Regions from separate parts of the Homo sapiens genome. Here region 1 is linked to region 2. Evidence: read pairs that join two places in POLR2A ChIA-PET (ENCODE). Cell type or tissue: OCI-LY7. All regions are shown on one strand. Each heading gives the region's core, and the rest is flanking DNA. Links, peaks and the distances in the headings are about the cores only. Region 1 has its middle 26 kb from the start of GABARAPL1-AS1. Region 2 overlaps OLR1 (oxidized low density lipoprotein receptor 1).

What was found. ChIA-PET counts read pairs that join two places held together with the same protein. Peaks named below come from ENCODE experiments on the same cell type or tissue, not always from the same donor. Only the 100,000 strongest peaks of a DNase experiment are listed, where the experiment ranks them.
Region 1: POLR2A ChIA-PET joins it to region 2 with 5 read pairs; 2 of 35 experiments call an interaction of 5 or more read pairs at or near these places.

What each region holds. Positions count from the first base shown.
Region 1 is chr12:10,237,911-10,243,295 of GRCh38, reverse strand. It overlaps a transcript of KLRD1 not described here. Among named protein-coding and RNA genes, the nearest start is that of GABARAPL1-AS1, 26 kb to the right of the region's middle. In OCI-LY7, for the core only: no CTCF peak of the experiment used is centred there; no DNase peak of the experiment used is centred there; H3K4me3 peaks cover 806 bases; H3K27ac peaks cover 1,580 bases.
Region 2 is chr12:10,158,231-10,163,615 of GRCh38, reverse strand. It overlaps OLR1 (oxidized low density lipoprotein receptor 1), which reads left to right. Exons shown (of 6, transcript NM_002543.4): 4 at 2,691-2,830; 5 at 3,154-3,269; 6 at 3,595-5,315. The coding sequence ends at 3,736. Among named protein-coding and RNA genes, the nearest start is that of OLR1, 11 kb to the left of the region's middle. In OCI-LY7, for the core only: CTCF peaks have their summits at 4,692 and 4,897; a DNase peak (open chromatin) is centred at 4,715; H3K4me3 peaks cover 859 bases; H3K27ac peaks cover 1,227 bases.

The DNA.
Region 1 (5,385 bases), core at 63-5,062, 80 kb before region 2:
ATATTTCGGGGGTTTGATGTGATGTTTTGATATATGTACACATTGTAGAATGATTAAATCAATCTAATTAACATATTCATCACTTCACATACTTTTTGTGCAATAGATCTCAAAAGCTTATTCCCATTGCCTAAACTGGAATTTTGTACCATATGACCATCATCTCCCCATTCTCTTTCCCCCAGTCTCTAGTAACAACCTACTTCTAGAAGTTTGACTTTTTTAGATTCCACATTTAAATGAGATCTTGCAGTATTTGTCTTTCTGTGCTTGGCTTATTTCACTTACCATAATGCCCCCCAGATTCATCCATATTGTCACAAGTAACAGAATTTACTTCTCTTTTAAGGGTGAATAGTATTTCACCGTGTATATATACCACATTTTTAAAATTCATCCCAATGAACACTTAGATTGCTTCCATATATTGGCTGTTGTAAATAATGCTGCAAAAGAAGACATGCAAATGGACAACAGGATATGAAAACATGCTCAACATCACTAATCATCAGGGAGATGCAAATTAAAACCACAATAAGATATTACTTCACTCCTACAGACTGGCTATTATCAAAACAACAGAAACAAAGATAAGTATTAGTGAGGCTGTGGAGAAAAGGGAACACTTTACACATTGTGGTTGCAGTTGTGAAGTAGTATAACCATTTGCAGAAGACAGTATGAAAGCTCCTCAAAAAACTAGAAATAGAATTACTATATGATCCCAGCAATCTCACTTCTGGGTATACATCCAAACGAATTGAAATCAATATGTTGAAGATATATCTGCACTCCCATATCTTTCATTTATTTTTGAGTCAACTATCCACTATCCACCAGATGGTACAGTGGGTAGCTGCTTTGGATTTTTGAGGAGAGAAGGGATTGAAAATGTTTTCCTGTTTATGTCCAACCTGGAGGTTGATACAAGTGAAGATCGCTTTGTGTAATGTGTTTTGTTAATATTTGTTAATGATTTTGTTCATATCACTATGAAAAGAAAAATTATAAATGTATCCCACATTAGTAAAATGAAATCAGCTTGACATTGACAATTCAAATGCCACTGTAAATATCATGGTCAACACTTCAGAAGACAAATCAAAATGGAGTGTTGAATGAGAAATTAAAATCAGCACATATATCCCATTTTTCTCATATTGCTCTCATTTGACTAGAAGCTGCAAGACAGTCACTCTTCTCTGAAAAAAAAAAAAAAAAAAACAGCAAGAACAGTAACAAAGAAATCCAGTCATCCAGTCAATTATGGGAGAAGTTTCTCCAGTTCAACAAGAGGAATCGAATGACCTATAAGAATACAGCAACTCAGATTGTGATGTCATGAAAGCCTGCTTTCCAACACCACAGGAAGAACTTTCAGATGCAAGCAGATTTCTGAGGAAATACTTACATACTGACGGGTTAAGAGAACATCATGTTTGCAAAGTACTTTAGTAAACAGTACAAAAATATCCATTCTATATGTGAATGTGTGCATATACATGTATGCATATATATATACATACACATATATAAACAAATATGCACATATACACACATACTATCCAATATCAGCCTTAACCTTCTCCTGATCTTAACTGAAATTTTAGACAAATTTCTTCCTAACTATAGTTCTCTGGCCTCCCTTTTCTTATAGTATTTACTTTAGAAAACTTGCAATTATAAATTATTTCTCAGCCGCTTTGAGGTGTAAATCTTTTCCAACCTATTGCCAGTTTTACAACTCAGTAATGTCATTTTCAAGGACCTAGAAGCCTTCTCTTTGAAATGTAACCAAGAAAGATTACGTAAAGCAAATGTAGCACATTAACATTTAAGAAGTCTGAGTCAAGACTAGCTATTTACACATTCTTTGTCTCTTTCTCACAACTTTTTCTGTAAGTCTGAAATTATTTTTATTTTATGAAAGTAAAAAATCGCTCCCCTCCTGAGTTTATTCATTAATTAGAAAGCTGATAAAGAAAAGAATCAAGTACTTCTCCTGCAAACTCTTATACAAACCGTAACAAAGAGTAACCTAATAATTGATGAGGTGAAGTCGCTATTTATGAAAGTACTTCAGCCAATAAATGAATAGGGAATGATTGAATTAAACTTTCAACGTTTTGTGTCATGAATTAAGGGACCTAGTTAATGACCATCAGTTGCTGCTGACATTACATAAAAGAGACACTAGATAGTAAATGCCTCTGAATGTAACTACACAACTCTTATTATGAAATAGTAGGGCTTTTTGCCCCTCATAAAATTATTCCAACTTGAATCTTACCAAGTATCTACCTTGCTACCAATACACAGGATATATATAGAAAAAAGAAGAAGATGTTGAACTACATACGGAGGTGCAATCAGCAAATCAAGACTGTGGAAAACCCTAAAAGACAAATGACTCAATTCATGCAAGCAACAAAAACAATAGCAAAAACAAAGGTAAAAGATATAACTAGTCACCATAGTGAATCCCTGTATAATTTACTTAAAAACAGAAAATGTACTGACTTAAATGTACTTAAAAATCAGGGAAATGTACTGACCGATAAAATCACATGATGTCTGATATTTCACCTTGATTGGAGAGTGAGTCGATGCTTGTTGAAGCTGGGTGATGGGCACGTGGTAGTTTACTCACTCATGGGAGATACACACTCACCTTGATTGGGGAGTGAGTTGAAGCTGGGTGATGGGCACATGGTAGTTCATTAAGTTATTATGTCTATATTACTTAATGTTTACATTTTTTCATAACAAAAATTCAAATAATATAAAAACTCTTGTCTCTACATTAGTCACTGGGAGCAGAGAACGTAAGTGAAGATCTATTCTACTAATTTCATCATGGTCAGAATAAGATCATGGCATGAAGCTGAACAATGAAAGCAAAGAAAAAAAAAAGGCATGTAGAAAATAGAAATGAGGGCTGGGCATGGTGACTCAGCCTGTAATCCCAGCACTTTGGGAGGCAGAAGCGGGCAGATCGCTTGAGCTCAGGAGCTCAAGACCAGCCTGGGCAACATGGCAAAACCCTGTGTCTACAAAAAATACAAAAATTAGCCCAGCATGATGGTGCGCACCTGTGGTCCCAGCGACTTGGGGGGCTGAGGTAAGAAGGTAGCTTGAGCCTGGGAGGTTGAGGCTGCATTGAGCTGAGATCACGCCACTGCACTCCAGCCTGGGTGACAAAGTAAGAACCTGTCTCCAAAAAAAAAAAGAAAGAAAGTAGAAATGATTATCCCGGAACACCTTGACAATCCCACCTGTGGTAATTTTCTTCTAGAGCAGATTACTATGGTGAAACCAAGCAGTAAAATTTAGCATTGGGCAAAATGTTTTAAGAAAGAGAAAAAGTGGCTCACGTCTGTAATCCCAACACTTTGGAAGGCTGAGGCGGGCGGATCACTTCAGGTCAGGAGTTCAAGTCCAGCCTGGCCAACATGGTGAAACCCCATCTCTAGTAAAAATACAAAAATTAGCTGGGCATGATGGCGGGCACCTGTAATCCCAGCTACTTAGGAGGCTGAGGCAGGAGAATCGCCTGAACCCGGGAAGTGGAGGTTACAGTGAACTGAGATCATGCCACTGCACTCCAGCCTGGGCAACAGAGTGAGACTCTGTCTCAAAAATGAACGAACAAACAAAAGACAGAGAGAAAGAGAAAAGAAGAAAGAAAGAGAGAGAAAGAAAGAAAGAAAAAGAAAGAAAGAAAGAAAGAAAGAAAGAAAGAAAGAAAGAAAGAAAGAAAGAAAGAAAGAAAGAAAGGGGAGGGAAGGAGGGAAGGAAGGAAGGAAGGAAGAAGGAAGGAAGGAAGGAAGGAAGGAAGGAAGGAAGGAAGGAAGGAAGGAAAGGAAGGAAGGATGGAAAGAAGGAAGGAAGGAAATGCTGCTGCCAAATTGGTATCATCCCCAGAGAGCAAGTCACACCTTTAGTCATGCCTTTTGCCTGGACAGAAGAAGCAATTCTCTATCTTTGTGGTACCTGGGCTTATTAGAACCCGTGCTCCTAGAGATTAATTATACAAGTTTGTTTGCTATATAATAGATTCTCTTACTTTGGAGATTTAATCTGTCCTTGATTCTTTTCCCCATCCTTGGCCACCAGCCCATTAGAAGCCTCATCTCATGATACTGTAAAAATATTTTCTCATCTTTTTTGTTAAATTAAGCTAAAACAGTTAAGTGACCACGTACAACAAAAGATAAAGGAAAAGTCTTTGGTGAAAGTTATCCCCTCATTCTGGCTTTTTAGAATTCTTGAGCTTTTCGAACATCTTAATAACAATAAGGTAAGAACCTAAGACTCCCTTCAAAGGTTTTGAAGTCTGAACGAACTGGAAAAATCCAGGGCCAAGATGTCATAAATATGATCTTCGACCTACCCATTGTTATCCTTGGTTAGGTCAGATTCACACAACTCTAAGTGAAATAATCATTATAATCATGTTCTGGATAAAAAATCTCATAAATTTAGACCCAAATGGGCTGGCTTTGTCTTATCTCACCAACTAAATTTCAACACATCATTTTGTTTGTTGAACTAAAATATGCTAGGCTGTTTTGGACAGGATGTTTCTGGTTCTGTGATATGTTCTCCACACATCATAACTCATTAGGTCAGTGAATGTACTTTTTAAAAATATGACTCTGATTGTCTCTTAATAGTCATATTTATTAAATTTCATTTTCATTGAGATTCAAATTAAATTATCTGCTAAGAATAAGTTCTAAGAATGTGGATTCTTTCTACCTGTTTCTCAATTTGTATATAGAAAAACTTTAAAGGGGAAGTTCCTTCTAGAAAGGTATGGTTATTTAACAAATATTATGTGTGTGTCTGCTAGCCTAGTGCCTGACACATATTTGTAAAGTAGTGAAATTATTCAGTGAATGAAAAAGGGCCAGATGCAATGGCTCACACTTATAGTCTCAGCACTTTGGGAGGCCGAGGCAGGCAGATCACCTGAGGTCAGGAGTTCAAGACCAGCCTGACCAACATAGAGAAACCCCATCTCTACTAAAAATACGAAATTAGCTGGGTGTGGTGGCTCATGCCTGTAATCTTAGCTACTCAGGAAGCTGAGGCAGGAGAATCACTTGAACCCAGGAGGCAGAGGTTGCGGTGAGCTGAGATCACACCATTGCACTCCAGCCTAGGCAACAAAGAGCAAAACTCCATCTCAAAAAAAAAAAAAAAAAAAATAGAAAAAAGAAAAACAGACATGTTCTCTGGCCTCATGGAAACCATATTCTAATGAAAGAAATTATAAAATTTAAGTTAAAAAGCAAATTCAAAATAATACAAGTTCCAATATGTGTTGTAAATGAAACAAAAAAGTGTTTGAGATTGACAGCAACAGCAGAGGGGCCCTAG
Region 2 (5,385 bases), core at 265-5,264:
ACTAAAATACCACATACAGAAAAAAAAAAAAAGCCAAGTTTTTCCAGTTTGAGGCAAGTTTTATCTTTTTTACTAAAAAGTCTGTGGTCTTCAATGTATATATGAGGAGGGAGAGATGCTGAGAGGTTATTATATGTTTGCTTTAGGCCAACGAGCTAGTGAGATGCAGGGCCTTTGCAGGAATAGACTTCACATTTAGCAATGGAATTTGTGGTGATTCTCAAACTTTACTGTATGTAAATAGATTGTTAAAAGTGGCAGATTACAGATTTACCTCAAGATTCTGTATCAAAATGTCTCGAGAGCAGCACCGAGAAACACTTCCTCAAATGGTTTTAACTTAGAAGTTTGAAAGGTAGTATGTTATAGTGGTGAAACACCCAGACTCTAGAGTTACATTATCTAGGTCCAGATTCTTCTCTATTTGTCAAATGAAGAAAATGACTGGAACCTATCTCACAGAGATACTGTGAGGATTAAATGAGTTAATACCTGTACAGTACTTCCAACAGTTTCTGGCACATAGTGAGTGATATTTGTGTTTGTTAAATTATATAAAAAATAAACATAGTAAGTGATATTTGTATTGTTATATAATTTAACAAACACAAATATCACTTACTCTGTTTATTTTTGTGTACACACACACACACACACACAAAGAAATACAGTAAGTTTAAATACTACATTTTGTAATGTGTCCTTCTTACTTTGTCATAACTGGGAAAACTTGCCCAGACTGTCTTTTTAGTCCACAAAAAACTTATATACATCTAAATATATTTTTTGAGACAGAGTCTTCCTCTGTCATCCAGGTTAGAGTGCAGTGGCATGATCTCAGCTCACTGCAACCTCCACCTCCTAGGTTCAAGTGATCCTTCCACCTCAGTCTCCTAAGTAGCTGAGACTACAGGCGCACACCACCACACCCAGTGAATTTTTGTGTTTTTTGTAGAAATGGGGTTTCGCCATGTTGCACAGGCTGGTCTGGAACTCCTGGCCTCAAGCGATCCACCCACCTCAGCCTCCCAAAGTGGTGGGATTATAGGCATGAGCCACCACCCCCAGCCAAAAACGTACATATATTTATATTTACATAATATGATGGGGTTAGGCAAACTAAGAAGTAAGAAGCTTGCATTGACTGCTTTCAACTTGGTCTCTTTTTCTTTTCATAAGCATCAGTTTGGTGAAAAATCAACTTAGTGTTTTGTATGCTCTTTCTCATTCACTTTTTTCTGTTTTTCAGTCCCTCCTATTTTCTCCTCTCTGATAAAGCCTACTCTTATACATTTATTTAGTGGTTTTATGCCACAGTGAGAATGAAATTAAAATGCTGCCTTTCTCAAAGATTTTAATTTTTCACCTTTTGGTTGTAGTGTAGACCAGAGTACTTTGTTTCCCCTTAAGGAGATGGGAGAGATGATGATGATGATGGTGATGATAGTGATGATTTGAGGGTTCCTGAAAGCATCCATAAACATGTAGACATTGGTATATTTTGCCTATTGTCTAAGTCCTGTTTTTGGTTTGGTGGACTCCCTGTGAATTTTGCTACTGAAAATCTCCTTATTTTCTAAAATCTCGTTTAAATTGAGATCCTCGCTTTATATTAATATACTATTTTCCCTAGAACAACTCTGTACAAAAGAAATATAGTATGTGTTTTTTATATATATATATATATATATCATTAAAATTTCTAGTAACCACATAAAAATGAAAAAGAAGCAGATAAAATTAATTTTAGAAACACATTTTATTTAACCCAAGATATTTGAAATATTATTTCAATACTAATCAGTATAAAAATTTTTAATGGACTATTTTACATTCTTTTTCTTTTTCAAATTAAGTTTTCAAAATCTTTTGTGTGTTTTACACTTATAGTACATCTTAATGCAAACTAGCCGGGTGTGGTGGGTCATGCCTGTAACTCCAGCACTTTGGGAGGCTGAGGCAGGAGGATTGCTTGAGGCCAGGAGTTCAAGACCAGCCTGGACAACATAGCGAGACCCTGTTTCAATTAAAATAATTTGTTTTAAGAAATGCAAACTAGCTATATTTCTAGTACTCAAGAATCACATATGGCTACTGTATTAGACAACACATGTCTGAAAGCAAGACACATAGTATTTAAGCCTAGATTCATTATTCAAAGATATGAAATTTTAAAATGCATAGCATTACTTTTTAAAAATAGCAGAATGGCTATTAAATATCTGTTCTCCCAACCCTCACTTTCTTTATTTCCAACACAACTTTAAAAAATAGATCAGTTTCTAAAATTACATGCTAGCTTAACTTGCTTTTCATCAGGGGAAGTGAAAATGCTAAATGAGAAGTACATTTAGGTTGCTAAAATCAGTATGCTTTCTTTCTTTCTTTTTTTTCCCAAAAAATGAAGAAATAAGGACTCTGAGGCTATTTAGGTATTTGCAGAACCTGGGTAAAATTTTACTTAAGAAGTAGTGTGGGCAGGGCGCGGTGTCTCACGACTATAGTCCCACTACTTTGGGAGGCTTGGCCTACATGGTGAAACCCCATCTCTACTAAAAATACAAAAACAAAAACAAAAACAAAAATAAATAGTATGCACGTGAGAGAACTAAGGGGATCATTGATTTAAGAACTGCAGTACTGCTTTTACACAAACATAACTGACTGATGAGATATACTATCCTTCCCAGCTCCTTGTCCGCAAGACTGGATCTGGCATGGAGAAAACTGTTACCTATTTTCCTCGGGCTCATTTAACTGGGAAAAGAGCCAAGAGAAGTGCTTGTCTTTGGATGCCAAGTTGCTGAAAATTAATAGCACAGCTGATCTGGTGAGTGTTCATGGATATTTGTTGGGGTGGAGTATTGGTTGATAGGGAAATTAATCTGGTTTAAACTGTCACTGGAGGAATTCTTGTTTGAGAGCCAAAATGTCTGTTTTTTTAGCTTAGTCTGATCACCAATTTTGTGTATGACCTTGGACGGACAGGCTCTGTAGTATCTCTAGCCTTCAGTAAGTGTTTCCGTAAAACAGTCAAGGGGATGTCAAAGATACCTTTTGGTTCTTTAGTTTTGTGGATCCAACACTAACTGACTTTCAGATTCTAAAACCACCATGTGGATTCCACAAACTCAGAAACATTACTCCCCACAGGACTTCATCCAGCAAGCAATTTCCTATTCCAGTTTTCCATTCTGGATGGGGCTGTCTCGGAGGAACCCCAGCTACCCATGGCTCTGGGAGGACGGTTCTCCTTTGATGCCCCACTTGTAAGTTTCCCATTCTTTTTGATGCCTCTCTCGTCAGTTTCCTATTCTTTGCTGAACCTGCTAGTGAGGTCACTGCCTGCATCCCACCAATGTCCTCTTCTTGCCAGAGAGAAGCTTGGGGGAATTTCTCAAAGTCTCCTTCCTTACCTCTTTCACAAAAAGATTTACTCATTAACCATTCAGACATTTTCTTGAGTTTTCCTTCCCACATTTATTACTGATTGGAGGCTTTAAGACAAAAAGTTTCAAAAGCTAAGTTTCTGAAACAAGGTGGCAGTAAACCTAAGTTTTTTTGTTGGTTTGTTTTGTTTTTTCCTACCTGCAGATTTAGAGTCCGAGGCGCTGTCTCCCAGACATACCCTTCAGGTACCTGTGCATATATACAACGAGGAGCTGTTTATGCGGAAAACTGCATTTTAGCTGCCTTCAGTATATGTCAGAAGAAGGCAAACCTAAGAGCACAGTGAATTTGAAGGCTCTGGAAGAAAAGAAAAAAGTCTTTGAGTTTTATTCTGGAATTTAAGCTATTCTTTGTCACTTGGGTGCCAAACATGAGAGCCCAGAAAACTGTCATTTAGCTGGCTGCAGAACTCCTTTGCAGAAACTGGGGTTCCAGGAGCCTGGCACCTTTATGTCAACATTTTTGATTCTAGCTACCTGTATTATTTCACCTAGCTTGTCCCAAGCTTCCCTGCCAGCCTGAAGTCCATTTTCCCCTTTTTATTTTAAAATTTGACTCCTCTTCAAGCTTGAAAACCCTCTGAACTCAGTCTTCTTTACCTCATTATCACCTTCCCCTCACACTCCTAAAATTGCATGAAAGACAGAACATGGAGAACTTGCTCAAGTGCAGGCAGAGAGCAAAAAGGGGAAATATGTCTGGGAAAAAGTGCACGTGAAGAAACAAAGAAGGACAGAGGCCATTCCGAAATCAAGAAACTCATGTTCTTAACTTTAAAAAAGGTATCAATCCTTGGTTTTTAAACTGTGGTCCATCTCCAGACTCTACCACTTACGGACAGACAGACAGACAGACACACACACACACACACACACACATTTTGGGACAAGTGGGGAGCCCAAGAAAGTAATTAGTAAGTGAGTGGTCTTTTCTGTAAGCTAATCCACAACCTGTTACCACTTCCTGAATCAGTTATTATTTCTTCATTTTTTTTTCTACCAGAGGACAGATTAATAGATTTAACCCTTCACAACAGTTCTTGTTAGAATCATGGGATGTGTGGCCCAGAGGTAAGAATAGAATTTCTTTCCCTAAAGAACATACCTTTTGTAGATGAACTCTTCTCAACTCTGTTTTGCTATGCTATAATTCCGAAACATACAAGACAAAAAAAATGAAGACACTCAATCTAGAACAAACTAAGCCAGGTATGCAAATATCGCTGAATAGAAACAGATGGAATTAGAAATATATCTTCTATTTTTAGGCTTCTATTTCCTTTCCACCCACTCTTCACAGGCTATTCTACTTTAAAGGAAGCCTTTTTATTTTGCTGCACACAATCTAGCAGGAATCTTTTTTTTTTTTTAAGAGCTGTGTCATCCTTATGTAGGCAAGAGATGTTTGCTTTTGTTAAAAGCTTTATTGAGATATAATTAACATAAAATAAACTGAACATATTTAAAGTGTACTATTTGATAAGTTTTCACACCTTGTGGAGAACATGCATACTACAATTAAGAGAGTGAACATATCCATCATCCCTCAAAGTGTCACAATGCTCCTCCTGATGACTCCTCCCCAGAAAACCACCAATCGGCTTTCATTTTGCATTTTGTAGTTTTATGTGAATGGAATCATATAGTATGTCTTTTTTTTTTGTCTGGCTTCTTTCACTTTGCATAATTATTTTGAGATTCATATGTCTCCATCTTGATGCTCGTATGAATTCATTCTTTTAAATGTTGAATATTCCCTTGTATGGATATACCACAATTCATTTACCCATTTACTTGTTGATGACATTTGGGTTGTTTTAGTTTTGGGATATTACAAATAAAGCTGCTGTGAACATTTGTGTACAAGTCTGTATGAACATAGGATTTCTTTTCTCTTGGTTAAATACTTAGGAGTATAACGTCTGGATCACACAGT